7 separate regions of the Mus musculus genome follow, and regions 2, 3, 4, 5, 6 and 7 are each linked to region 1. The links are chromatin loops, found by intact Hi-C in ENCODE. Cell type or tissue: left cerebral cortex. All regions are shown on one strand.

Region 1 (4,000 bases):
ACCTGGGTGCCTAAGCTATTCACCAGCGGGGAGCTCCCCTAGCTGGGACTTTTGAGCTTAGTGCTCAGGTCCTGAGCTCTGTGGGAGAGTGGTTTCTATGGTATCTACACCCACAACCCAGGAATCTTACAAACTTGCCCTTCTGCTCCCTCTTAGCTCCTTTTTTTTTTTTTTTTTGCTCCAAAGAAGCATATGTGTGGTACTATACCAAGACTGGAGATCAGGGCACAGAACTTTTTCTTAAGCGCCTAGCTCTGCTCGGGATGGAGTGGAGCAGAGGAAGGGCCCAAGGGAAAATGTGCCTTCCTTCTCTGAGAGTAGAAAAGACAAGTTGCCTAGACATCCTCGAGCTGGGCTTCCTTGACAGTAAGGCTCTGCGAAAGGAGAGCGGTGATTAGGGACTGTCTTGTAGCCACTCTGAAAAGAGTCTGGCCCGCTGACCTGCGCAGCGGAACAGGGTTCAGCGCAGGGGCGGGGGGGGGGGGGGGGGGACGGACTCAGCCCAAAGGAAACACATGATGGTAACCTTGGCTCAGCTTAAAGAAGCAGAAATGAGTTGGCGACATTAAGTTTGCAGTTTGTACTAGTAGAACTGGGAGGGAGGATGCAAATTATCGGGTTTGGAGAACAGAGTTGCTCAGACTACCAGATGCCCCGAAAGCAGTCACAGTTAATCCATAAATCTCTCCCTTTTACCTTAGTCACACAGCTTTCTTTGGTCCAGCTAACCAGGCGCGCTGCATCGCTGTCATGCACTATGACTTCAGCACCTGGTGTCGGGTTACCATTCCCTCCCACCCGCTTCCCAGCTCCATCTTTCTGACCACTCCCCCCCTCCCGGCAGTGCCCGGCCTCAAAGCGTGCTGATCCTGGAAGCGCAGGTGCCATTACGGAAAACGCCTCCAGACTCCAGATTCTCGGGCTGGAAGTCCTCCACGCTGTAGGCTCGACTCTTCAGGGCAGTGGCATAGTAGTCGACTGGTTCCTCCGCAGCGTTATCCATCCAGCTGAGGCACAGGATGCGCTGGAAAGAGCGCTTGAAGTTGTCCGACAGGAAGCCGTAGAGGATGGGGTTGGCACAGCTGTTGGCATAGCCCAGGATGACAGACAACTGGCTCACGGTGGCGTCGTCTTGCTCGGCGAACACGTTGACCAGCTGTACCACGTAGAAAGGCATCCAGCAGATGACAAAAACCATCACCACCATCATCACCATTAGAGTGATCTTGCGCTCTGAGCGCTTGCGCTGCTGCCAGCCAGCCTTGAGGGCCACCATGCGCATCTTGGCAATGATGAGCACATAACACAGGCAAATGGCCCCGACAGGCAGCAGGAAGCCCATGAGAAATGTGTATAAGACGAAGCCCACCAACCAGCGCTGGGCGGGCTCGGGCATGAGCATGTTGCAGGCTACCGTGCCATCGCTGTTGGCTGCGGTGCGTGAGAAGACCACGATGGGCAAGATAACCAGTAATGACAGGACCCACACGCCCAGGTTCACTACTTTGGCCACAGTGGGCCGACGGTAGCGCGCTGCCTTGATCGGGTGCACCACAGCCACATAGCGGTCCACACTAAGCACAGTCAGACAGTAGATGCTGGTGAACATGTTGACCGCATCCACGCTGAGCACCAGGCGGCAAAGTAGCGCGCCGAAGGGCCAGTGGCGCAACAGCGTGGAAGTGACCAGAAAGGGCACGCTGAGCATGAGCAGCTCATCAGCAATAGCCAGGTTTAGAATGTAGATGTTGGTAGCGGTCTTCATCTTGGCGTAGCGCAGGATCACATAGATGACCATAGAGTTCCCACACAGTCCCACCAAGCATACCACGGAGTAGATGAAAGAGATGAGAATGGCGCTACCCTGTCCCTCGCTTAAGGTCCCATTCTGGGAAGCGTTTCGTCCAGGCTCTTCCATGCCGTCCGCAGCGCCGGACCCCGGACCCCTGCTGCAGGCTCCTTCCCCGCAGCTGCCTGGGCTGGGGCTTGGAGAAGAGGAGGGAGAGGAGGCGGTGCCATTGGGGAACATCCCAGCTGAAGTGGGCCGGTGCGGCTGCCGGCTGGGGCGCTCACCTTGCGCCCTTGCTGTCTGCGCCCTCCCTAGGCTCAAGGCTCCAAGCTCACAGCTCACCGCCGCCTGGCGCCACCCGGCAGAGCGCAGCAGCTGTGGCGAGCGCGGCTCCGACTGAGGCCGCCGGGAGCATCACCCAGCGGCAGCTTGCTTGAGCGCTGTCTCTCTTGCAGCTCCGGGGGTCCTGGGCACACTGGAGAGTGGAGAGGAGAGGCCAAGAGGCTAGAGCCCAGCGCGGCACATCCATTAAGTGGAAAGGCTCTGGACTGATGAATGATTAATAAGCGGCACCATCGCGTCAGCAGCTACGAAAAAGCAGGCGGGGGGGGGCACATAGGTGGTTTATTCCCCCACCGTCATCGCTCCCCCCCATTTCTAGTCCCCTCTAAGCTCAACTCAAAGATTGCTTCAGATTTCTCTCACAGCATCTTCAGGCATTCCTAGGACAGACCTGAGGAGTTTCTCTACATTTCAAATGGGTAGGTGCCAGTCAAGAATGTAGATTCTGCCCCTTTCCACCCGACTCCTACTCTAAGTAAAGACTGAAGCAAACCCCAGACATTTATGTCTGGAGTTCTTCATTTCTTTCTGCTGCTGCTCTCTTCTGGTGATGGGGGCGACTCCACCTGTCCCTAAGCCACTCTCCAGGACAGGACCCTGAACACCTACCTCCTTTCCTGCTTGCCAGTTCTTTAAACCTGTACCTGGAGATTTCAGGCCTTCAGATCCCCAAGTCAATGATGTCTCCAGATGGCCCTTGCAAAGTGCTTGTAAGGTCTGGCGGCGCTCTGACGTTCTTTGCAAGGTCCAACTGCCTTTGGGGCTGGCCGCTGCACAAGTGCCCACGCAAACACTAAGCGGTGGAAACTAGACCTAAGCCAATAGCGGTATGAGCACGAAGGACCACAGTGGTGTGTTAAGGGATGCTGAGTTACAACATCCGTAGCCCTCCACTCTGCAGCAGGGAGTGTTCAGGGGAACTGAGTGAACCATTGCGACTCTCTAACAAAGCATGTAGTTCTCTGAGCCCCATCCACCTCCCCTAGGAATATCAACAGCAGAAATCAGGATGAGGGGCAGAGAGCTCAGGATGAGGCTGGCACTGCCCCAGGAACCTGCCTGGCGCCGTATTGGAAATCCATGTAGGTGTTCACTAGGGAAAGATTAGGCTGCGCGGCTTGGAACAGCTGTGCCCGCGCGTCCAGGCTGTACTTTGTACCCTGGAGAGTTGGCGGGGTGGGGGGATGGAAGTGGAGAGCGCCAAGGCCTGAACAGGCAGGTGTGCCAACTCTTAATCTATGAGTGGCTGGCTGAGCAACTGATGGAAGCCTGGGATCAGTGGCAAGGCATTCAAGCTTTCCTCCATGGAACCCTAAGGAAAACTAGGGCCTTGAGGTATGACCCCTCTGTGTCCCAAGTGCCGAAACCATTAAGATATGGATATTAAGATCCCAGGTCCAAAGCTCCTCAACCTACAATTCCCATCCCTAGTCTAGGAACTGCAGGCTTTTGTTTGAGAAAGAATGGATGTTGATATTTAAGGGACCCTGGAGTTCCCAGGACTCCGAACTTAGGGACTCTTTGGCCTTACAGTCACTTTCTGTCAAAGGATTCAATCACCTATTCCGTTTCATGAATGCTGTTTCCTTCCAGGAAATCCCTGCAAGTCTTAGCCTGAAGCATGGCCAGGAAGACTGGCCTGCTGCAGTCCAGTGCTCACTCGAGCTTTGCTGCTTGCAACTGCTTATCTTCCTCAGTCTCCCTCTCACATCTCCACCAAGAGGGGCACATTGGGAACTAGAATTACAGAAGCTGTTCATACCGGACAATCTAGAATGTGCAAATCTGGACACCGCATCAAAAGCAAAACGCTTATACCTTAATGGCTTGTTGTTTACTCTCAGCAACCGCCTACACATGGGTGCTCCA
Region 2 (4,000 bases), 120 kb after region 1:
TATTCTTTGTCTACATGACATCACTCCTCTGGGTTTCCTGTCTTCCGTCACTGGAGAGCATGACTCCAGCTCCTAAGCAAAGTCCCCTTGCTATGGCTTAACTGTTTCTGTGTCACACCCAGATCTCTACTGCACAGCATCTCTAGTGGTCTGGAATTATCCCTCAAGTGCCAATTACAACTAAAACGATAAGATCTTTACATAAGAATTGAAATCTTATTTTTCTGTGAACCTTGCAGCTATATGCTGAGCTACTGGCTGTGACTGTCTTAAATATCCAAATTATTTCCCATTTAGATAACTGTAAACCACACTCCTAACATTCCTCCCACCCTCCCTCCTTCCCTCCCTCCCTCCTTCTCGTGTGCTTTCTTTTGTCTTCCCCACTTCATTTCCTCCATTCTTGCAGTTGTTCAAGTCAGAAAGCTGCTGGTTAACTTCAATTCCTCTTTCTGTACCACCCTCAGCTTTAAATCAAGCTCTCTCTTCTCTGACTCTATTGCTTAAATGAATCTCCAATCCAACGACCTCCCTCCATCTCTACCATGATCACCATCTCTCTCTGGATCAGTCCTACAGTTTCTACTAGGTTTTTTGTTTTTGTTTTTGTTTTGTCGTTGTTTGTTTGTTTGTTTGTTTTTTGGCTTCCAATCTGATACTTAAAACATTTTTATCTCAAAGAATCCATTGTTATGTTATCAAATCTCATACCCCCACCTGCTTAATAAGATCATATTGCTACACTCTCAAAGCCCAGACTCCTTAATAGCTCTAAGGACTCTTTGTGAGCTTCCCCCTGATTATCTATGCTGCCTCAACCCTCACTTCTTGTCACCCCCATTTCAGATTCCAATCATGAGCAGTGCCTTTCTGTATCTGGATATAGTCTGCTCTCTCATCTCTGCCTTATAAAGCACACTGCCTGTGTTGTTCTGTCCGCATGCAAACCCGTGTGCAGTTTATGCCTACCAACCCTCAGTCTCACCCTTTTCTTCTGTTAAGCCATCCAGAGCAACTCTCTATTGTATGGGTCCTTACAGCACTCTGCATGGTTCCTCAACACAGATCAAACTCTATCAAAATTATTTGTTTATAAGTCTACATTATTTGACTATTTAGTAGTATGAGAGGAAAAAAAAATTTCTACTTTCTTGTTTACTCTTGTACTCTAGCTCAGTATGTGACATCCTATGTAAACGTATGTAATAGCTCACTGAGGAATTATCCCGACCCTGAAAATAGCCAGAAGTTTGTGAGGGAGTAGTAGGTACACTTCTGAGCAGCAGAAAGGAGAGAAATACAGGAGCTGGGCCATGCTTTGATAATCCTAGCTACTTAGGAAGATGAGGCAGGACAATCACAAGTTTTAGATCATCCTGGAGGACAAAACAAGGAAACAGAGGCAGGAGGAAGAAAAGAGAGGAAGGGGGGGAAAAAAGAGGAGAGGAGGAGAGAAAAGAATTCAGTCAGAGTGAGAAGCAGATTCTTAAAAGAGTGGAACACAAACACATCATAAACTGAGATGCTCTATGGCTGTGCACGGGAGAAAATAAGATGCTCTTCAAGTTACTTAGACTTAGAAAAAGATAAAAAGTAGTTGTGTTTATTCTGGTTCTTCCACTGTGAGCTCAACTTAAGAGAGACCGTCTTGTCCCTGTCACAGAAGAAAAAGGCAAGTGTAGACAGCCTCCTCTCTCATCCTTGGAAGAACTTTGCAATATTTTTGCTTTTATCTCAAATTGCTGAAAGTGGACCTCAAGGTGCGCCTAAAGCTGTCTGTGTGTCATTTAAGGACACTGCCTTTGCATTTCGAAATGTATCCAAACGAACATCATCACTATGGATGCAGGCATGACTGAAGGCTGCTATAAGTCTGGAAGAAAATTAATGATCTGGTACTTGTCGGGAACTTTCTTCCTATAGCTGAGATTTTAGAGGCTGAAACTGTCTGCAGATCTATTTTTCTACCCCTTCTTCTTATGTCAAATAGAATCCCATGCATGAAAAAAGAGAGTAGTTTTTTTATCCCATCTCCTCAGAAACTCCCTGTGGGAGGAAATGATCCTCAAGGAAGATTTTAGTGTGACATATGGAGACTTTTACACCTTCAGAGCTATATAAAATGAGAGCTGCCTCACAAGTATGGATTCAATTCACTTTCAGCAGAAAAGGAGACGTGGGTCTCAGTTTGAGGTTATAATTTTTTTGGGTAGAAGGGACAGGACAACCTCTGAGTTCTAGTCTGATTATAAAATTCTATGATGTAATCTTTCTTGATGACTCAGAGGAGACTGGTGAATGCAAATTGACACAGTGCACAGCATATTGAAGCAGTGAGATACCTAGGGCCATGAGCTGAGTTCATCTGCATTTTCTTATGCACCATTGCACCATTGCTTCCGACAGCCTGGTCTTTGTTGTTAGTTTGCAGTCTTGTCTGCTAATCCTGTTCATATCTCTGCCCAGGTTGGTCAAGTAGCACATTAAACATCTTTCCTCATCTGAGTGGAAATCTTTAGAGCTCAAGAAACTGTGTACATTAGGGCTTGTGTAGACTGTATGCGTTACAGTTTTAACTTTAGAATTCTGTAAGCGCAGCAACTAATTAAAGCTAGGTGAACCATGGCCAGTTACTTCTCAGAATGGTACTCCTGACAGGGAATTAGAGGAGGGAAATCAGCAAAAACAATGTATAAAAATGCCATAATAAAGCTCATTACTTTGTGTGCTAATTAAAAGCAAATTTTCAAAAGAACTGCTGGCCTTTATAGACTGTAACAATACAGTAAAGATTCTTGCCCTGTGAACACCTTAAACCTGACCTACAGAGTATGCCCTGCTTTGAGTACAGTATCCCGTGCTATATACCTCCTGTGGTTTGAAATTTAACTTAGAAATGCTTCGTCCTCAGTTAAACTTTCATTTAAATTTCTCTTCTATGAGGCTTTCTTAGGGTATCACTAACCATTCCTCTCATGAGTTCTTCAATAGAACTTTTAATATATTAGCACAAATATATATTCCCCATAATCTTAGTTAACTCTGAGATTTTTCTGAACACTAACTTTGTTCTAGATCTCAAACCACAAATGTGCCATAGATTCCTACTGTGGTTACATGTAGACACTCATGAACACACCCTCCAACATCCAGAGTAAATTTTAAATATTTTATATTGTAGCCTATTTTGAGAAAACTATTTTGAGAGGCCATATTTTAATGACAGCAATGTGCTAGGTTTATTGAATTTCACTGCCAACAGAATCATAAAGTAAAATCTAGCAGAGATTTTTCAGGTGCAAAATAATTTGTAACTCTAGAGGACATTTGTGTACTAGACATGGGCTACCATTAGCACATCAGTCAGAAAATATATGTAACTTTTTTCCATCATCAGACTTATCAATTATTATTCAAAGAGACATTTAACACAGAACAATTATTAATTGAAGTCTGTACATATAACTTTGTCTGTTGAGACAGTCTTCTCCTGTATCTAGGTTGATTCGTTGATGCCTGAGTTTGAAGCCCTCCTGCTTTAGCAATCTGAAACATGGATTTTAGGCAAGTTTTTTTTTTAAAGCTGTTTAAAGTCACTTATACAAATGGGTATATCATTCAGGGTACATTACTGGGTTATAGACAAAGATTACAAAGATAGAGGAGTGCTCTTTGAAGAAAGACCCTTACTGATAACTGGAGAGAGTGAAAAGGCAGCTCAGTAGCACAGGTTTTAGGAACAGTTCTCTGAGTGTCTCATATTTCTGCATGGAGAGATTTCATCTTCCAAAGCTGCTTCCAATAAAGATATCCTTGAAGAAACTATCTAGAAGAAGGAACAACAGCAACCAGTGTGTCTCTGTATAGACTATGTAAGTCTTGGCAAGTCTTAACTGCTCAGCTCTAAAAAATATTGAAGGTAAACCAAGAGCTGAAGCCATAAGGAATAGTTCTCTTATGTCACTCTATCGGCTCTCAAACAATATATCTGACCGTATAT
Region 3 (4,000 bases), 430 kb before region 1:
GACGAGAGTAAAATGTGTGTCTAGTTGTTACACTGGGTGTTTTCTTTCTTACACAACTGACCAGCTCTTTTGCAGCAGTGACTGGACTCATTCTATGTTGTCATTGCACACAAGGTCCATCATCCACATTAGTCTCTCACCTGAAATTTGTTTAGATGCTGATGGGAAAAAACAGACCAGGAATTGGTATACATAAGACATATACCAAAGTAACACATACAGTTATTTATTACAAGCTAAGTAATACATGCCAGAATACTGTTGAAAAGATAAGTAATATCCAAAGTGAGTATAATTGAGAAAAAAGCATGGCATGAATAAAAAGGAGATTTTATAGAGGTGCTTACTTTACAAATTGTTTGGGATGTTAGCTTTTTCTGGCACATAAAATACCATACAGCAATAAGACTTATGTTGGAAAGGATAATAGCCAATTGGTTGGCTAGAGAGATGCACAAATTTGCCAACAGAAAATATAAAATGGAATGTTAAAATGTTTTTAGGCATTGTTACTTTGAATGTGATATTTTTATCTACTATTTGAGAATTTTATACATGTACACAATATATTGTGTTCATTTTCACCCTTGGTCCATGCTCTCCAAGTCCTCTTGGATTCCCTCATCTCCCTTCTAACTTCATATCATTTTAAAATAACCTACTGAGTTCAGTAGTGCTACTAATGGGTGTGTGGTTCTCCCCTGGAGCATGGCCAACCTACCAGAGATCACTCCCTTAAAGAAAACTGACTCTATTTCCATTAGCAGCATTAGCTGTCAACAGCTCCCCACAGACATATGCTCTCTTAGATCAGTTATAAACTTTTGCACCAGTCACCACCTACTGCACAAACACACCTTTCTGATGATGACTGAGAAATAGCAGCACTAATTTATGGCTCTAAAGATACACATTTAAAAGACAGTTCGATACTAATTTCATTTAACAAAATAACAGTAATAGGTTCACCCCTGCGGCCTATGAGTGTTCCAGCCAAGTTGTTAGCCACGTTTTTAAGTACAACTATAAATTTCCTCCTGCTAAACAGTTGTTAAATCCAATCAGAAAGTGGTTGCTTATCACTGTAACATTCATGCTACTATTCATTCTATATTCATGTACTCATGGGCTTATATGTCCAAGTCAGTCGTTATTGTAGCTCTCAGTGTTCACAGTTGGCCAAGGCTGAGATGGCTTTTCTACCCTGGCAGCCTGTGTAGCATTTTTTAGTAGTATGAAAGCTAAGCATCAGGGACGGAGCTTCCAGGTCAGTATTAGCTTGATTTATCCATGTCTTATGATTAATGTATGCAATGTCTTCAGCAGTAGAATCTTACCATCAAGCTATGATGGGCAACCAAGAGCAATGGTAACAGTTTATATTTTGGGGTTCTCTGGGACCCCATGACAGGTGGTACCCCTCACCTGGCACTGGACCTTTTATTGACAATATATGGCTTCTGGGAAAAGTGCTACCCCCAGCCTCATGTAGGGTAATTCTACTTAAACTTGTGTGTATGTGTGTATAAAACAGTAGGTTTTCATATGTTGTTTTCAAATGTCCTTAGTTTTAGTTATTCTTTCTCTGCTCCCTGCCCGTTTTTTTTAACCCTACCTTCCCCCCACATAAACCACCCCAAAGTGTTCATTTTTCCTTTTTCATATCACCTGTGTTCTATTATCTCCCTTTCCTTAAGATCATTCACAAATTAACTTTTAAGTGCCACTTGGATAGGGAATATACATTTCACACTGCTGGCCTTGTGTCTAGTATGTGGAAGTCATCACTGTGCTTTGGACTCGTGTCACCTTATGCACAAGTCACAATGACTACCAAAGTTCCACTCTCAGGATTATCCTCCTGATATGACTCTCGTGGCCTTATCTGCAATTCTGCAGCTATTCTTACTATCATATTCATCTTCCAACTGTGATGTTAGAATACATCTTCCATGAGTTCTGTCTCCATGGGCTATAAAGATTGGCTATTTTTGCTCCTCTCTTGATCTAATAAATTTTCAGAGCAATTTAATATACAGTATGGTCCAGATTCATTAATAAAATGATGACTGACACCTGACAGAACATTAGCCAAGATTAAAAATGGAGTTTCCAGCTCATTAAACACCACAAAAGACCACACTTTAATAATCATATAATCTACTGAATGATGTACTTGAATGGCTTCTGGTGGAGTTTCCAGTTACTGAGACCAAACGGTTCAGAAAGGAAAACCTCATTTTGTTTTTTTAACACACCTGATTGATTTGAGATTTACTTGAAGGGGTTCACTTAGGAGCATCTTTGGATTTAATAAGACATGAAATGATTTTCCTATGCTTATTTTTTCTTGAAAACATTTTCCACACAATATATTTTGATTTCACTTTTCCTTACCACCAATTCCTTAAAGATTCTCCCAATGACCTATCCACCCAACTTTATGTTCTCTTTCTCTCTCTCAGAATGAAGAGAACCAAACCAAACCAAACCAAACCAAACCAAACCCAAAAATCCCCAAGAAACACCCCTCAAAGAAATGAAAATAAACAAGTAAAAGGCCAATAAGACAAAAATGTCAAAACAAAGCAAAATAAGACAAAATGTTGAAAGAATATAATTGATCACGGGCCCTGTGCTGAAGTATCCTTAACATACTGAGCCTGGCTGCCCTGGAGAAAATGGTTTTCCCTCTGTCAGCAGGCATTTCCTGCACATAGCTTCTTGCTTAGGGGTGAAGCACGTGACCAATTCCCCTTGCAGTGCTGAGACCCCATCTGGCTTGAATCTGTGCACATGCTATGCATGCTGCCACGGTCTCTGAGAGTTCACAAATATATTAAGTTTCTCTGTCCTGGAAGATACTCTTTCCTTGGAGTCTTCACTTCTGGCTCTTATAGTCTTTCTGCCTCCTCTTCTTTACAGACTCCTGAGCCTTGATGGGAGGGGTTTCAGGAAGTCACCACATTTAGGACTGAGTATGCCGAAGCCACCACTCTCTACACATCATGCAGGTGTGGGTCTCTGTGTTAGTTCCCATCTACTGCAAGAGGAAGCTTCTCTTGATGAGGGCTGGGCAAGGCACTGATCTCAGAATGACTTTTTCTAGCTCCATCCATTTACCTGTGACTCTCATAATCTCAATTTTTTCCTTAGAGCTGAAATAACGTCTTATTGCATAAATGTAACATATTTTAATTCATCAATTGATGGACATCTAGGATGTTTCCAGTTTCTGATTATTATGAAGAGAGCAGCAACAAATGTGGATGAACAAATGTCTTCGTAGAGTTTTTGTACATATTCCCAAGAGTGGTGTATATCTCGAGGTAGATTGATTCCCAGCTTCCTGAAAAACTGCCATCCTTACTCCCATAGTGTTTGTACAAACCCACCAGCAATGAATGAGTGTTCCCATTTCCCAGCTCCCTCACCACCAGCATGTGCTGTCATTTGTTTTATTAACTTTGGTGTTTCAGTCTGGTACAAGATGAAATCTCGGAGTAGCTTTGATTTGCATTTCCCTGAGGGCTAAGGATCTTGAACATTTTTAAAACTGTTTCTCCGGCACTTGCGTTTTTGAGAACTCTCTGCTTATTTCTGTACCTCATTTTTTAATTGAGTTATTTGTTTTCTTGAGGTTCAGTGTTTTTATTTCTCTCTATATATAATGTTTATATGTATATATGTACATGTGTATATATACAAATAATGTGTATATCCATGTGAATGTGTCTGCCTGTCTCTCTTTTATATATCGTCTATCTATCTATCCATCTATCCATCTATCTATCTATCTATCTATCTATCTATCTATCTATCTATCTATCTATCTATCTATCTTCCTATCTATCTATTTATCTATCCACATTAACTTTCTATTTAGATACATAATTTGTAAAGACCTTTTCCTGTTCTGTTTAGAAATGCCTTTCCAGTGCCAATGTGTTCAACTATTCCCCACTTTTTCTTCTGTTTTTATGTTGATGTCTTTGATCTA
Region 4 (4,000 bases), 390 kb after region 1:
TTAAAAGCATATAGAAAACCAAACTGGGTTGTTGGGAAAATTGTGACTGAAATAAACACATTTTCACTTTCAAGCAAGAAGAAAAATGACAGACAAGTCAGCAATAAAATCACAAATACAAATGACAGAGTAAGAAATGAATGTGATCTTCATTTTTCTGATAGACCAAGTAGTCCAAATTGAATCTCCTTCATTTTTACCTGGATAGACTTTCCACAGCTCTTCCTTGTGAGGTTTTGTTAACTTACTGCAATCTAGACTCACCTGGGAAGAGAGTCCTGTTGATGGACCTGTTAGGTTAGATTCGTTCGTGGGCATGCCTCTTGATAAAGTTCACTGAGGCAAGAGGGCTCAACCCAGTGTGGATTATGCCACACCCACAGTTTGGGTGCTCAGCTGTAAGAAGGAGAACGGGAACTAAGCAGAAGCATGCATTCATTATTTCATTTGCTCCTTCTTCTGACTGTAGATGCAATGCAACCAGTTCCTCCCAGTTCTTGCCTGCCTTAACCTCCCTGCAAAGGTGGACTGTAACATGGAATTCTGAGCACAGATAACTCCCCACTGCTCTAAGTTGTTTGTATCACGGTATTTTATCACAGCGATAAGAAATGAAATTAAGACAGCCTTCAAGCATCCTCTGTCCCTTGTTAATTTTATCATCAATGCATAGATAAAGGGAAACATTTCCTGACTCGAATACAGACAGAGTATATTATATTTTTATTATACACACAAGCATAGCTAAAAAGCAAGATGCCTTAAATAGAGCTGTGGAGGCATTGATGAGCTGTTTACTTTATCATGTCATCAATTATCACAGCCAGAAAGTCAATTGTACTGATCGGCTCCCCACACTACTGTGTAGGATACATCCCATCTCACATTGATATACTGCCATTTATCATTACCTCTAGTTATCATCGTATGGCCAATTTCCAGTATCTAGTAACTGGACATTCTTCAAAAGAAAACTAGTATGAAATCCTCCTTTGTCCGTTTTTATGCAATTCATGTGTTTTCTTTATTATGATCACTACTGCTTAGGTTTTTGGCTATGATATCACAATTCTTTCACAACAAAACAGGCATAAATACATAAGCTAATGTTCATGAAACACTGTGGTGGCAACACCATACAGTGGCAGACAGAGGCAGAGGACAGGATTATGCTTCTATCTGAGAAGATCAAGGACGATTTCCTGGAGGACTGAGGTCTGAGCTTGTCTATGGCAGCAAGTAGCTTTTGTCAAGGTGAAGCCAGAGCTTCAGGAAGGAAGAAAATTCCCAATAGACTGAAAACACAGAGGACAAAACAGGTGACTGTCCATACATAACAAGTAGCAGGAGCTGAACAAAGTGTGGAGTAGTAAAGACATATGGGAATGCAGTTAGAGAATGTAAGTCAGAAATAAGTCAAGAAAACAGCAACTAAAGGGTTGAGGTTTTCTTTTATAACGTCTCCTGAAAATAAAATAAACTTAGAAATATTGCTTCCTTTAAATTACAGCTTAAGACTTCTCTAATTATTCTGTATGCATCCCTTACGTACAGGAACCAATACTTTCAAGTTTTTTCAGACTTGATGTTTTTATCTTACACTATCAAACGGGTGCTTTTCAAAAATACATCCAAATGATTTCCTTGTTATTTGAGTGCATTTTATGTCATACAGCGACACCTAATGGTAATATATTGTTTTGCAGCCAACTCTGTAACTTGGGAGTTAAGACAGACAGAAAAGCAGTGAGAAGAATCCTCCAAGCAGGAAGGAACACTGCTGAGAATACAGTAAAGAGTATGACAGGATTAGTTAAAGGCAGCAAACAGATTGGGAACAACCTACAGTTTCCTAAGAGAATTACTAAGTCCCACCACAGAGTCAGCATCCTTCAGTTTGGAACACTCCATGTCCATGCCCCTGCATTGGCCAGACCACAAAACTGAAGTGTTTAAGTAGTATTTTCCCTTATGAGAATAAAATTTTCATCTAATAATTGGTATTGCATGTCCTTGGATGATGATATATGTACAACGACATACACAACAGTCTAACACCACATAAAAGCAACGAACAAGTGTAAGAACATGTTCTCGGTGGCTTGAAAAGCAGGTGATGTGTCAAAGAGTCAGAAAGCACCTTCAGTTTGCTGAAATGCCTTCTCAACTATCTCCAGAGAACACTACAAGTGCCCTAGTTCCATAGCTTTTCTTGTCTGCTGTTGTGATAAAATATCATAACCAAGGCACTGGTAGAATAAAGGGTTTATTTGGGCTTACAGTTTCAGAGAGTCAGAGTCCATCGTGGTGTGGAGGTGTGACGGCAAGTAGCATGCCGAGCACCTGGAGCAGGAAGCTGAGCTCTTATGTGCTCACCTCAAGCACAAAGCAGAAGTCACTGGAAGCAGGGCAAGGCTTCAAATTCTCAAATCACACCTCCAATAACACACTTCTTCCAGCAAGGCTATATTTCCTAAATCTCCTCCAAATAATGCCACTTGCTGGAAAACAAGTATTCAAATACCAGAACGTTTGGGAGACCTTTCTCATTTAAACCACCACACGTCTGTAGGTGACTGTGGCTTTGTGCTAGGGACCTTATCCATTGAAGGTACCCTGAGAATAGCATGGGTGATGATTAGGGTCAGGATAGACCCATCCAGTTAAGATGGGAAGGACTTTGACACTCAGGCAGTATCTACATTACATTCCAAACACACATCCTGTGGCCTGCCATCTAAAGTCAGCAAACCCAGAAGGAAATGGGTCAGCTGTTTCAATGAGCATATATCACACTCTGCCTCTGCTTGGGCTTAAGAGCTTTCCTCATTCAACTTCATGAGCACCTCAAGCTGCAGGAGAGAACATGTGAAGTCTAATGTAGAACAGCGGGTCATTTCAGGTTATCAGTTAACCAACAGCACAGCCTTCTACTCATACCCCTGAACAACATGAAAATAAGAAACGTAAAATAATCCTATCCGCCTATCTCATTCCAACTAGGGACCTTTCTTTTCTGTCTTTACTAACCTTACATAATGATTTTAGTTCTTATTTATAGACCAGACCACACAATAACATTGGGTTATATTTCTGTTGTGATTAAAATTTGTGGCTGTAATTCACTTTTCTAAATGACATTAACTAAATACCATAGGTTAAATATCCATTACACACCTGCCACAGTGCCAGATACAAAGAAAAAACAGACCTAAAACAAACAGACTTGTTTTCAGTATCAATTCTGTGTGTTCCCTTTGCATACAGGGGAAATGGTCTCCTAGACATCATATTCTATCACATTATCTCACTTGGCTTACCCTACATTCATATTATATAATAGCTAAAAGATGCTGCCAAATTTCCCAATTCCTATTCTTGTCTGCATTGTAATATCCCAAGAATATGTAGAAACAAGAGGCATTGTCAGAGGAAGAGGAGGGTGATCGGGGATTATTCGAAGACATGTGGCCTGAATCCTGACTGGCAAAGCAAATTGAATCACTGTTGGACATGGAGGGATTTGCGGAGGAGTGTAATCAGGGTCTATGAAGCTCCACTGCCTTTTCCTGCCCCCCAGAGGAAGAGAACTAATATGCATGGAAAGCAAGCACTGATGCGTCCCAAGCCACCTGCTGCAAACGGGCCTGCTGGGACAGATCCCTTCATGGATCATAAAGAGAACAGCAGACACAAGTGTCCCCAGGAAGTTGCTCACCACCCACTGCCACCAAGGGGTTCCTTCCCTCCTCAGCAAGGCACAGCCTGCGGCCACTGCTTCTTCTTCCTTCCACTGTTCTTGTTCCCCCTCCTGCCACCCAGTTTCAAGAAAAATGACTCTCTCAGGAAGGATCCCAAGTGACAGAAATCCCTTTCATCCACCTTTGCTCATATCTTTTAGCATGAACTCAAGTAAAAATTATCTTCTGAAGCCACAGCTAGACAACTTTTCTCATAAAACCAGCCAAAATAAACTATACAGAGGCTAAATATGTAGGCT
Region 5 (4,000 bases), 300 kb before region 1:
TTAGACAATTCAATAATATACAAAATGTATTCCTTTTGGAAATCAGTTCTGAGGAGTCAAACTGACCCCATACAATTTATTAGACACATGTTCTCATTGGCTTAAAGTTACAAAGATATATAAGGACTTCATTACTCTGAAGAGAACAGGGACTAAAGAGAATTTTCCACGCTTTTGATTCTGATATTGTTGTTTTCTTGGTATTAACTGCTGTCCACTGCTTTGGCATTAAATTACTTGTCAAGGGAAGGGTAGAAGATATCAGTCATAACATGGATGAAAAAGTTAGGAGTTCTTTCTTGGAGTGTACTTTCTTGGTAAATTGAATCTACTTACAGTTAGCAGACCAACTTATTTGACTTCTGAGGAGTGACTCCCTTCAAAATAGCTTTAGGCATGACTCATTGTAATGCCCACTAATGTCATATCATCTAGCAGAACAAACAAAATAGAGCCAGGGTAGTAAGTGCTTATAAATAAATAACTTTAAAAATTGGACTGGACAATTTTTCTTGTGAAACACGTAGGAACAGAGTTACAGGCATGACATATAGCCCATTAAACAAAAACTTGACAGGGCAAGGGAATACATATAATATACATTTATATATTATATAATCATATAATATACATCATATAATACATACACTATTATATTATATATTATATATCAAATATTATATAATTATATATAATTGAACATTTAAAATGTATACATTTTATGTCGTATATTATATATTATATAGGAAATATATTTTATATAATAAATATAATATATGTTTATATATCTAAGGGATAAAATTTGGGATTGGTAAAAACCTGTTGTGGCTCTTAAAGAATTTTTCCCCTGACATATCTAGCCCTGATATCCATTGTGAGCTTAATGAAAGCATTTGATTCTAACAATATAAATAGGTAAGTTCCAATAAGTAGATAGATTGCAAAGAGCACATGTATATCAAAATAAGAGATCAGCAAGTAATGATTAATAAAGCTCTGAAGATGTTCCGGAGATTCAAACATGATGGCCAACTTTCTGCTCTCTATTGTGCTAAAGAACACCCAAAAGTCATTATAATATCTGGCTTTTGGGCATTACATTTCTAACGTCTTTTAGTAGAACTCGGAACGGAAAAAAAAAGTACAGATCCAAAGATACTGTCAGCATGAAAAAACAGATCAGTAGGAATGAGCCATTGTGCCTGGGGCATATGCTCTTCTTCACTTATGGATTTCCTCCTGGTCAAAATGGGTCTCTACTACCAACCTCAACTCTACCTTAAGATGATCACAGGCTACACACACATGTTGGAAAAATAGAAATGCAGAAAGAATGAATTCTTGGTGTAGAAGTCTTTGTTACTTTTGTAAAATTTGAATTTATTTTTAGCTATGCATAAAACATTATACTTAAGTATTTATAGAGGATAATGTGATGTTTTGCTACAAAAATCTATCAGATGTTTAAAACTAAATGAAAACTTATACACCATATGTGATTAACGTTGCTTTGATAATGATCTGGACATGTGTATATCTGTTCTCCCAGCGATGAGGAGGCTGAGGCAGGAGAGTCACGAGTTCAAGTAGAACTTTTTTAGGTCAGAATCCTGACAAGAAGACAGAATGAGATATTTTCTAATGATCTGACTAGACTAAAGGGTTTAACTGATAGAAGACAGTAAAAATCACAGCAAGTAGGAAAAGAGTGCTGTACCATGCATATATTTATGTATATGTGTGTGTAGAGGGAGGGAGGGAGGGGGGAGAAAGAGGAGAGAGAGAGAGAAAGAAAGAGAGAGAGACAGAGAGAGAGAGAGAGAGAGAGAGAGAGAGAGAGAGAGAGAGAGAAAGAAAATCATCTTAAGGAAGGGAAAATATTAAAACTTTGCAAGAGGTACAATGATGGGAAGGAAACACCTGCCAAGATGTAGGAAGATGAGCAAGCTGCTGCCTATGCCCCAGCCTGGCAGATAGGATATGTGGGCTGTAAACATCTGCTCTGTTTTTCTCTATGCCTTCTGATATTATTCTGGAGCCTTGCAAAAGCCGCACTGAAGCTAGAAGGCAAGAGGAAGCCTGGGAGTACATGTCCCAGGTTAGTAACCTGGGGGTACAGATCAAAGTAGAGAAGGCAGAATTGGTGTTAGTGAGCCAAATTAGAATAAACAAACAAACAAACAAACAAAACCCCTCCAGTTCAGAGCTCAGGACTTCCAAACCCGGTCTAGCTGACGCTGGGTTAAAGCAGTGCTAGATAGAACTCAATGAAAGACCAACATCCAGAGGTGGCATTTGGGTGGGGCCTTTGTCGTTGAGCCCTAAGCTTCCTTTCAAATCCCCTTTGCTGCTCTGGTCCTCATTTATCTCTGCTCAGATGCAGATGAACTGCTCTCAGCCACTCAGTCATGTCTTCTCAGTGTACTTGCCATTCTCCTTATGGGTAGCAGTCCTCTTAAGTCTCCCAACCTAAGGGCCTTGGCAAGGGCACTTCTTCTGTCCACAAGGGCAGTTATTCTTTTGGTATTCTACAACGCCTAATGCCTGTGTTATTCATTTGGAGTGCATCTTATAGTGCCTATTAATAGTTTCCTTTAATCTTTATTCTGTCGCAACGTCTGAGTCATCAGTGTGAAAAATATTTCTTTATCTCGTGATAATTTTAAAACCCCAGAATTCCGAGGTCACCTTGAGAAACAGGAGTTAAACAATTCAGAAATATCTGTCCCTGGTCATTAGAAGTATTCCAGGAGATTTTGCCAATCTTGAATTAGAGTTTAAGGATCAGAGGATGGTAAAGTAATGTATTCATCCTCTACTCTAGTTAGCATAGTGCTTTCTATTAGGTGGGTGTGTAGTAGTGTTTGTTGATTGATTGTTTTGATTTCCTTACAACTTGTGTACAGGGACAACTTGTTATCAGTAAAAAATGTCAAATTCCAAAACAGCATTTTTTTTTTTGTTCCAGCATCTTCCTTTTTTGAGAATATGATACAGTTTGAATTTGATCTCAAAATACTGTCCTTGTAACAGTAAAATGAAACACCATGCTGAAGTCAAATGAAATAAAACGGTGTCTGAGTACTGCAAAGCAGAGAGCTGGGAGCAGCTGACTTCTGCACGCTGCTTCTATAATGCTGGCTCATTGACTTAATGATCACGCCATGCGTTGGGCTGCTGTATGCTCTTTGCCACTTTGTTAGAGAGGTTTGTTCTCACTGAAGGGGGAGGGGGCTGCAATGCCAGCATCCGGCTCATAAGCCTGAATTTGAGTTGGGAAATTCAGAGTAATTCATTATTTATGCTCTCCTGCTTTGTCCTGATCCTTCCTCAACTTAGAAGCGGCGCACATTCTTCTCATAACCCTTTTTGTGTTCATTTTCAATCCTATCTCTTTCCTGCATGAGTTACTCACTACAATTCAGTCTTTTGCAAGCTTTGCTAACACTGTTGGTTCCCAGCATGCTGTTAGGGCTAGCGATGTGTGCTCATTAAAACTTGCTCTAAGAGAAGTCGATTAACAGGTTCTGGTTGAATAGAGATTTTCTTAAAATTTAATATATATGTTTTAAATGTGGGTATTTGACATGGGAGTTGAATGCTTTAAGGATTTACATATTTAACCCATGGCCAAATAAATGATATAAAATCTGTTTTAGTAGATTAAAAAGAACATGCAATCTGTTTATTTAGTGGGGGAACAGTTGCATCCCAGGCCAAAGGACATTGCTGGAGCATAAGAAGGTTGCTCATTTTACACTGATGTTTCTTTGAATTTTAATGCTGTCTAAAATGATTTCATCTCAAGTGAATGTGCTAAAAAAGCTCAAATATCAATTGTCCAAGGGATAGTTAAGAACACACACACACACACACACACACACACACACACACACACACACGTATATACATATGCAACTCCACATGCACACATATACATAGAGACAAACCACACTTTCCACATACACACATATACATCTCTCTCACACATACACTCAAT
Region 6 (4,000 bases), 710 kb before region 1:
TAGCCTCTCTCTGCCTGCGAGCTATGGGGACCAGTGTACGTCCTAACAGAAGCGGAGCTCTCAGTACGTGGGCAGCGCTTCGTTGTTGCTTGTGATGTGGGGTTTCCTCAGCCGGTCCTTCCCTCACAGGTAACTTCTAGAAGAGAAGGCAGCATATGTGTTCTATTGTTTGCGGATCCCAAGCCCAGTGCACAGCTTGTGTATGTCCCAGGAGCATGCCCTTACTTTCTTTCTCATTCAAGTTTTTATTTCTAAAAACAGGGTGAGAACGGCTAACCTCAGCCCCTATATACGTTTCCCTCACTGGGAATAAGGTAGAATTTCCTGTTTTGTACACAATAATCTCAGTCTTACTTATTATCTCCTTAACTGACTTCTCTCCTCCTTGAAACACGTCACTCAAGTTGGCTGTGTTCTTTCAATATAGGGAGGATGACTTTTAACTTCTGGTCTTCCTGCCAAAGTCTTGGGGATATGCGCATGCGTCACTCGTGGAATGCCCTCCCCCCTTTCTGGCGCTGAGAACTGGACCGAGACTGAGGGCATTGGACATGTTAGTTCTTGGGGATATGCGCATGCGTCACTCGTGGAGTGCCCTCCCCCCTTTCTGGCGCTGAGAACTGGACCGAGACTGAGGGCATTGGACAAGTTAGTTCTTGGGGATATGCGCATGCGTCACTCGTGGAGTGCCCTCCCCCCTTTCTGGTGCTGAGAACTGGACCGAGACTGAGGGCACTGAACATGTTAGTAAACTCTTCCACTGATCTACATCACCACCCCTTGACATTTTTTTTTTTTTTTTTGGTTTGTTTGTGTTGTTATTTCGAAACGGGTTCTCTGTGTAGCCCTGGCTGTCCTGGACTTCTGTAGTCCAGGCTGACTTCGAATGCACTGAGATCCCACCTGCCTCTGCCTTCTGAGTGCTGGGATTAAAGTCGTGTGCCACCACTGCCTGGCTCTCCATTTGCCGTTTAATTTTACTTTAAGGGAATGCTTTTGAGGTACTTTGGTATTTAGTTTCTGTTTTCAGCTTTAATACTAGATATTGTAGTTATGCCATTTTGTGAGCAAATACAACAGCCATTTAAAATGGGGGGGGGTGTTGGTGATGAAATAAGCTAAGAAATAATAATAATAATAATAATGATGATGATGATGATGTATTAATTGAAAACAAGCATACTTATGTGTATTAGTGTCAGGAGGTAGGTTCACATTATTTCTGAAGTAAAATACTCAGGAACATAGCACATTTTAAGAACTTTAATTTCAGCCTTTTTCTGCTTCTTGACCGATGATGTAATGGACTGGCTACGTTCAAGCTCCTGCCGCTCTGACTTCGCCAACACAAAGGACTGTATTCTGGAACTCTTCTCCAGGTATGGTTTGCAACTGGAGCCTGACCCAGACCAGGAAGACAACTTGCACCATGTTTATTACCTATAGATGCTTCCAAAGAGACTGCAAACAGACCTAGAAAGCCTCACTGCTATTTCACCAATAGCCACTGGAGGGCCCCAGACACCATTCTGAATCTTTATGGCAGCCCATGACCTACACTCTAGAAATGTTCCACAAGCCCATTGATGGGGTAAAGTCACTGCCTGGTGATCACCCCAGTCTGACACAGCAGCACAAAGCCGGCTTCCAGCACACCAGAAACATCATCACTGAGACCACGCAAGACCCTTAACTAGAAAATCTCCTGGCAAGTTTCAATGGCTAACCTTTGAAAGTCTTTTGGGTTAGAGACACTGGTGATATCCTTAAACAGAGAGGAGTCCCGGCAGGAAAGGACACTTCCAGAAGGCCTGTAGTTGCTGGTCAGTCCAAGAGTTGTGGAGAACTGTCACGACATGTGCTTCAGAGCTCACCTTATGTTCACCTCCTCTGATATTCAGACTTCCGGCGTCATCAAGAGAAGATCTCATTTCCCCGGACCAGAGGGAATGCAGTCCCCGTGGCTGCATCTTTGGCCCTAGACCTCCCAACAGTCCAGAGCTGGGGCCTATTGTGTTTTAGGACACCTCTGAGGAGAAGAATCGGGTGAAGGTTACGTGGAGATGGAGAAGGCACCTATTCGCCTACCTTAAGGAGAGAGGGAAGCCGCAGGAGCTAGTCTCTTGTAAGATATAACCGGGTTTCACAGACATCAACTTCATCTCAAAAACTGCAGATTGTCATAGCGTTTCTAAAGTCACTTCTCTGGCCCAGACAGGTATATGCAAAGAATAAATTAGAACTAACACAAAGAGGAAAAAGACTGACATAGATGCCAAAAGCTATAAGGGAATTCATCCTACTTTGCTATTTAAGAAATCTTGTATCAGAAACAGTCCATTTTAGTGTTACACACTGCCAGTATTTTTCTTGTGTTAACTGTTTAAACCTCCAAAGTATTTTGCTTACCATGTTTGTAAATAAATGGTTGCCTCCTTCAATATGTAATTTCAATAATCCTATATCATGATTACTGTAAATATAATTGCTCTAGGCAATGAAATCTAGTGCTTAGCTATGTTTTCATTTTATCTCAAGATGTATTAGTTCAATAAACACTCCAAAGAATTAAAATATACAATAGACATAGTTTTGTTTGGTTGCAAAAGCATCAAAAGGGCAGAACATACATCTTAGTGAAGAAAATGTATCAGCTTGGGCATTTTAGTCAGAAGGTCTAGAGACTTTAAAGAGAAATTTTGAAGTGAAAATAAGTCTAATTTATTTTAAAGGTCATAGCAATACCACTGTTCTTTTTAAAAGCTTGTAGATTTATGTGTGTGTGTGTGTGTGTGTGTGTGTGTGTGTGTGTGTGTTTTGCCTGTGTACTGAGTGCCTTGTATCTACAGAGGTCAGAAGTGGACATTAAGATCTTCTGGAACTATAGTTACAGACAGTTATGAGCTACCATGTGGGTGCTGGGAACCAAACCCAGGTCTTCTGCAAGAGCATCAACTGCTCTTAACCATGAAGCCCTTGGTCTAGCCCAATAGGACGGTTCTTAACCGCCATTTACACTGTATTTATCTGACATTTATACTACCGACTCCACTAACAATTGTATGTAAAATTTATTTTTCATGAGGAAATCTGGTATTGCTACACTGGCAGTCACTTATCTAGCCACCACATAATAAAAAGTTGTCATATTTTTTCTTGAAAAATTAAGGGACTGATTTTTAAGGCTTAGTCATTTGGGCTGAATCATAAATGGTCATTAAAATTATGAGTGCTTACGTGATGGGATGGATTAGGGTTAAGAGAGGTAAGACTCAGTTGGCGGTACACGGCTGGGAGGGTGGAGGCCAAGGGTCTCCTGATTGACATGGGGATAGGTGCCTTCTGCCAGGAACACTCATCCCCTCTTTACTCAGCTCCTCCTTGCTGTTCTGCATTGTCTGACATCGTACAGGACTCAGATATCTGTCCACTGAGCATAGTAAATAGAGAGAAAGTTTCCACATTAGCCCCAGGACACTCAGAACAAAACAAATGTTGGCCTGTGTCTCATTAATATCTACACCAATGATGTCCACATAGGATGTGTTTATCCGGAAACTGGCATTGCCTACTTGTTTTGTTGAGGGTAAGGGCAATGGTGTCCAGTAAAATTCAGAGATATGGCAGGAAAACAATCTAGTAGAGTCAGGAAGATGCTGGGAACATGTCAACAGACCTCTCTGCCCCGTCAGTGCACAGGCCCTCCATGGCAGTGCTTGGGTGGCATCTCACCACCTAGTGGGGTTAATCTAAATCGTTTTCTAAATTTGCTTTTTCCTGGGACCAATCAAATCATTTGCTGATGGAGAACATGTAATGAGCTAAATATTGTTCCATGTACTTGGGACAGATCAGAGATTAAAACAAGGAGCTCCGCGTACTGCTCGTGACCTTGGGAATGTCACTACAGCCCTCTGCACCAGTCACCAGCTGCCCAATGGGTGAGATTAGGAACAGTGGACACTGAGCCTGGTACACTCCAGATGCCGTACAAGACTCC
Region 7 (4,000 bases), 430 kb before region 1:
TACATTTTTCATTAAGTACTGAGTTGTTCGATATCTATAATTTTGTATATTTCTCTTGTTGATATACAGCTTTAATCTATGGTGATCAGATAGGATGCAGAGGGTTATTTTAATTTACTTGTGCCTGCTGAGACTTCTTTCATGTCTAAATGTGTAGTCAACTTTGGAGAAAGTTCTACGAGCTTCTGAGAAGAAAGTGTATTCTTTAGTGTTTGGGTGAATGTTCTGTAATTATCTGTTAGGTCTATTTGGGTTTTGACATCATTTAGCTCCAGGATTTCTCTAGTTATTTTTCTGGGTAACATATTTATTGGTGAGAGAGTGGAGGATTGAGGGTAGCCACTATGTGAGAATCAATATGTGATTTTAGGTATAGTAGTGCTTCTTTTATGAATTTGGATGTTCTTGTGTTTAGCATATAAATGCTTAGAACTTTAATATCATCTTGGTGGATTTTTTTCCATGGATGAGAATGTAGTTTCTTTCTCCATCTCTTTATTAGTTTTGGTTTGAAGTCTATTTTTATCAGATATTAAAATGGCTACACCTACTTGCTTCTTGTGTCCACTTGCTTGGAATACCTTTCCCCTGGAGTGGTCTCTTGATGGTAAAAACATAGTAGGGAAGTGGTTTTTTTTGGATGCAGCAATAAGATAAATTCTGTCTTCTAATCCAAGCTGTTTATCTTGTCTTTTAATTGGTATTTTCATAATGTGTAGTAAGAATGTGTAGAGAGAATTTTGGTTTCTTAAAAACCCAGTTATGTGAAAATGTTTTTGTTTTTGTTCCAGGTATGGGTTAAGAGGCTGTTTCACAACAGGTGATTATGATTTGCCTCTGGCAAAGGCAAGGGCATGATTTTTGTCAGCTGGAGATAATTTAATTCTGGAAAGTCTGGAGAAGGTATAAATGTGAGAGTCCCAAGAGGCCCTGTGGTAGCTGCTGCTTTCCCAGCTGCTGCCTTGCCTCTGCCTCTGCCTCTCTCTGCCTCTCTCTGCCTTTCTGCCTCTGCTTCTGCCTCTGCGCCTCTGCCTTTCCCCTGCCCCTGCCCCTGCCCCTGCCCCTGCTGCCTCCCTTGCCATTGGAGATTCTGATAAGGAGAAGAATTGATAAAAGAACTAGGTGGCCAGTTGTTAGGAATACTTTCCTTCATACTTTCACTTTCTAAACATTCAAAACAGTATCCACATTAATTTATTAGAACTATAAAATATGTTTTATAAAATACTGTCAAGTGTGCAGCAGACTCATGTCCACAACTTTGTGATTGAAGATGGTTGCCAAGTGCCTTGAGCAGGACCTGTCCAATTTAGTTCTCCTGTGAGAAGCAAGTTTGAAACAGGAATTTGGCTAGTGGAGGAACTGCCAGCCTCTCCTCTTAGATGAGTTCTCTGAGGGTGGAGCTTGTTATGGATAGTCTATGACACCCTGTCAATGCTGCTGTCTCCAGTCAACAAATCTTTCTATTGTGGAACAGAGCTTCAAACTGGGATGCAAAGGAACAATTCCAAGCTGTCAACATTGGTTGATCCCTGCTCCTGACACTCTGACTTGATTATTTTATTCTAAAGGGCAAAGGACTTCTGAGAATAATTATGTTGCATTTGGATTAACTAATTGAGACTTTGGCCTTTTTCTCTAGTTGCTTGTTCCTCACTCAAAATTAATTTGTTATGGGCACAGTGAGTTAATTAGCATGACTAGCTCCCTGGTCTCCATGCTTGCATTTTTAAGAGCTTTAAAGTCAAGGTACTGCTTACACAGGTGATTGGTGGTAGATAATTCTTGAGTTGTTATCTTAGGAGGGGTATTATCATATTATTACACATGTGCAATTATTTAGGAAGAAACAAATTGCCCTTTGCACCATGTTTTAAAGCATGTCAGATAGGACATATGTATGTATGTATACATACATGCATATATGTATATATGTATGCATGTATGTATGTATATACACACATATAGTTTGCTTGCATCCTGTCAACATTTTTAGATTGTACATGTTTGAAATGTGAGATTCCTAACTCCGAAAGAATCACATTTCTTGACAGGTAGCGACAGTAGGGTTCTCATTCATGAAGTGGTTATCATAACAAATAACTAGTGACACATTTGACTTGTACCTGTTGAAAATTTGAAGTGGTTCACCACTAGGGGCCACTCTGTTCTTGAAGCTTAAACCAACTCACAAGTTCAACAACAGTCGAACATTATGAATAAAATGGAGCAAGTTTGTAGGAATATAATATATGAATTATAATCATATTCTACTATTAATATACTAATGCTTGAAATATTCAGTTGTCAGAGTTTCTGTTTAAAGATGACTTTTTCTAGATACTGTACAAATCCATTATGTCACTGGACATGAGAAAGCCATTCTTCAGATCAGTAAAATTCTGCTAACTTTCCTAAAGGAGTTAGGTGTGATTCGATAATCTCAGAAGAGGGAGCCATTAACTTAATGTCTACATCAGCTTTCTCCACCACACAGAGATGATTTTAATGATTCTGCTCTGGCTTGATTTCCCATAAAGTGATAATAAGCTTATCTCCCTCTCAGGAGTGTTAGGAAGGAGACTTGGTTAAACGTGTGGAAGTGTCCGGATGATAGAAATGGTTAATCATTATTATGCAAAGTGATGCCGTGATAGTGAATCAATGAATTCACGACAGAGGGAGGGGATTGCCTGGTGATCCAGCTACAAACGAAAGCAGCAGTCTTGTCTGGTAATTAAAAAGTGTCTCTTTATGCTGCATTTACAAATAAAGAAGACAGATACAGTGTTTCTATATTGTGACATTTGGTTTTAGAGTAGTCTCTAGTTCACAAAATAGACCCAGCTGTCTGATCTAGGACATGCAGAGGGAGGCTGTGAAGGGCTGCTCTGTCCCTAAAAGACCTTGGGTGACAACACCTGGGAGACCTTTGAAACTGTCAGAACAACAGAGGCTCAACAAATGTACATGCTTATTGTTGCTTTTGCAAGAATCTCAAGGAGATCCACATCAGAAAAGGAGAAGGCAACATTGACTCTTGGAGAATTTTTGAAGGTGGTAATAACTCATGCGGCACCAAAGGCCTCAGGAAGTAGCTGAAATGAGTGAGTGAAAAATAAGCATGAGAGAAACTTCAGAGAGGAAAAGGTGCCTGGAAACCCTGGGGTCTGAAGAAGCTTTCCCGCAGTCCCAAGACTGTAGCAGCCATAGCTTCACAGATGTCAGAAGGCCAAGGGATTTATTTATTTTTTAGCTTTAATTTCAGGGCCACACCTCTATTCAAGTGAGTCTCTATTCTTCCCCTTTTCACCCTCAGAGTTTTGGTCATTTTTCTCCAGCTTTCTCAAAATGGAAGGTTTATGTATAACTTTTGAAACACTGAATTGTGATTCAAAGCAACTATGGGAACCAAAAACTACATCTGACTACTTCCTGCCAGGTGGATATCTTCCTTTGGGGGTGATTTGTTAGGTGACCTCCCCTGAACTTCACTTTGTTTATGTGCTCCACCACAGTGCAGAACTCTTGGCTCTGTGTGAATCTTAGAACCAAATTATTTTTGTCTCACATATACTTGTGTCCTAACATATACATAAACACAATTTCACTGTGAGCTCAATATGTTTAAATATTTTATCATTTATTATTATTATTATTATTATTTTCGAGACAGGGCTTCTCTGTATATCCCTGGCTGTCTTGGAACTCACTTTGTAGACCAGACTGGCCTCGAACTCAGAAATCTGCCTGCCTTTGCCTCCTGAGTGCTGGGATTAAAGGCGTGCGCCACCATGCCCAGCTTATTATTATTATTATTAAGGCAGGGTCTTACTATGTAGCCTTGGCTGACCTAGAACTCTCTAAGAAGACCAGGCTGGCCTAGAACTCACAGTGATCCATCTGCTAGGCTTCTTAAGTACTATGATTGAAGTTGTAGACCACCATGCTTATAAATCTTAATTTTCTAGTGAGTAAAGATTTAAAATGTTAGTAACAA

Evidence for each region. A loop is a pair of places that touch in the nucleus more often than their neighbours do. Peaks named below come from ENCODE experiments on the same cell type or tissue, not always from the same donor. Only the 100,000 strongest peaks of a DNase experiment are listed, where the experiment ranks them.
Region 2: it touches region 1 in a loop (2.8-fold over the local background); 2 of 42 quality-filtered maps call a loop at or near these places.
Region 3: a loop joins it to region 1, with 2.2 times the contacts of the local background. A loop is called at or near these places in 10 of 42 quality-filtered maps.
Region 4: it touches region 1 in a loop (4-fold over the local background); 13 of 42 quality-filtered maps call a loop at or near these places.
Region 5: it touches region 1 in a loop (8-fold over the local background); 2 of 42 quality-filtered maps call a loop at or near these places.
Region 6: it touches region 1 in a loop (6-fold over the local background); 7 of 42 quality-filtered maps call a loop at or near these places.
Region 7: a loop joins it to region 1, with 3 times the contacts of the local background. A loop is called at or near these places in 9 of 42 quality-filtered maps.

What each region holds. Positions count from the first base shown.
Region 1 is chr12:58,210,622-58,214,621 of GRCm38, reverse strand. It overlaps Sstr1 (somatostatin receptor 1), which reads right to left and starts at 2,818. Exons shown (of 2, transcript NM_009216.3): 1 at 2,741-2,818; 2 at 1-2,376. The coding sequence starts at 2,029. The coding sequence ends at 854. In left cerebral cortex, a CTCF peak has its summit at 2,166; DNase peaks (open chromatin) are centred at 2,175, 2,634, 2,884, 3,856 and 3 more places; H3K4me3 peaks cover 3,366 bases; H3K27ac peaks cover 3,348 bases.
Region 2 is chr12:58,085,649-58,089,648 of GRCm38, reverse strand. No RefSeq gene overlaps it. Among named protein-coding and RNA genes, the nearest start is that of Sstr1, 120 kb to the left of the region's middle. In left cerebral cortex, no CTCF peak of the experiment used is centred here; a DNase peak (open chromatin) is centred at 2,138; H3K27ac peaks cover 1,868 bases.
Region 3 is chr12:58,642,807-58,646,806 of GRCm38, reverse strand. The region is part of intron 1 of Gm30687 (a long non-coding RNA gene); the gene reads right to left. Among named protein-coding and RNA genes, the nearest start is that of Gm40427, 130 kb to the right of the region's middle. In left cerebral cortex, no CTCF peak of the experiment used is centred here; no DNase peak of the experiment used is centred here.
Region 4 is chr12:57,823,623-57,827,622 of GRCm38, reverse strand. No RefSeq gene overlaps it. Among named protein-coding and RNA genes, the nearest start is that of Gm46329, 130 kb to the left of the region's middle. In left cerebral cortex, a CTCF peak has its summit at 1,682; DNase peaks (open chromatin) are centred at 1,296, 1,691 and 3,763.
Region 5 is chr12:58,512,148-58,516,147 of GRCm38, reverse strand. The region is part of intron 1 of Gm30687 (a long non-coding RNA gene); the gene reads right to left. The region is part of intron 2 of Gm40427 (a long non-coding RNA gene); the gene reads left to right. Among named protein-coding and RNA genes, the nearest start is that of Gm40427, 4.1 kb to the left of the region's middle. In left cerebral cortex, no CTCF peak of the experiment used is centred here; DNase peaks (open chromatin) are centred at 1,590, 1,989, 3,208 and 3,356; H3K27ac peaks cover 2,140 bases.
Region 6 is chr12:58,921,760-58,925,759 of GRCm38, reverse strand. It overlaps the pseudogene Gm47647. Among named protein-coding and RNA genes, the nearest start is that of Sec23a, 88 kb to the left of the region's middle. In left cerebral cortex, a CTCF peak has its summit at 1,513 (motif pointing right); DNase peaks (open chromatin) are centred at 1,517 and 2,078.
Region 7 is chr12:58,636,618-58,640,617 of GRCm38, reverse strand. All of the region lies in intron 1 of Gm30687 (a long non-coding RNA gene), which reads right to left. Among named protein-coding and RNA genes, the nearest start is that of Gm40427, 120 kb to the right of the region's middle. In left cerebral cortex, a CTCF peak has its summit at 2,152 (motif pointing right); a DNase peak (open chromatin) is centred at 2,149.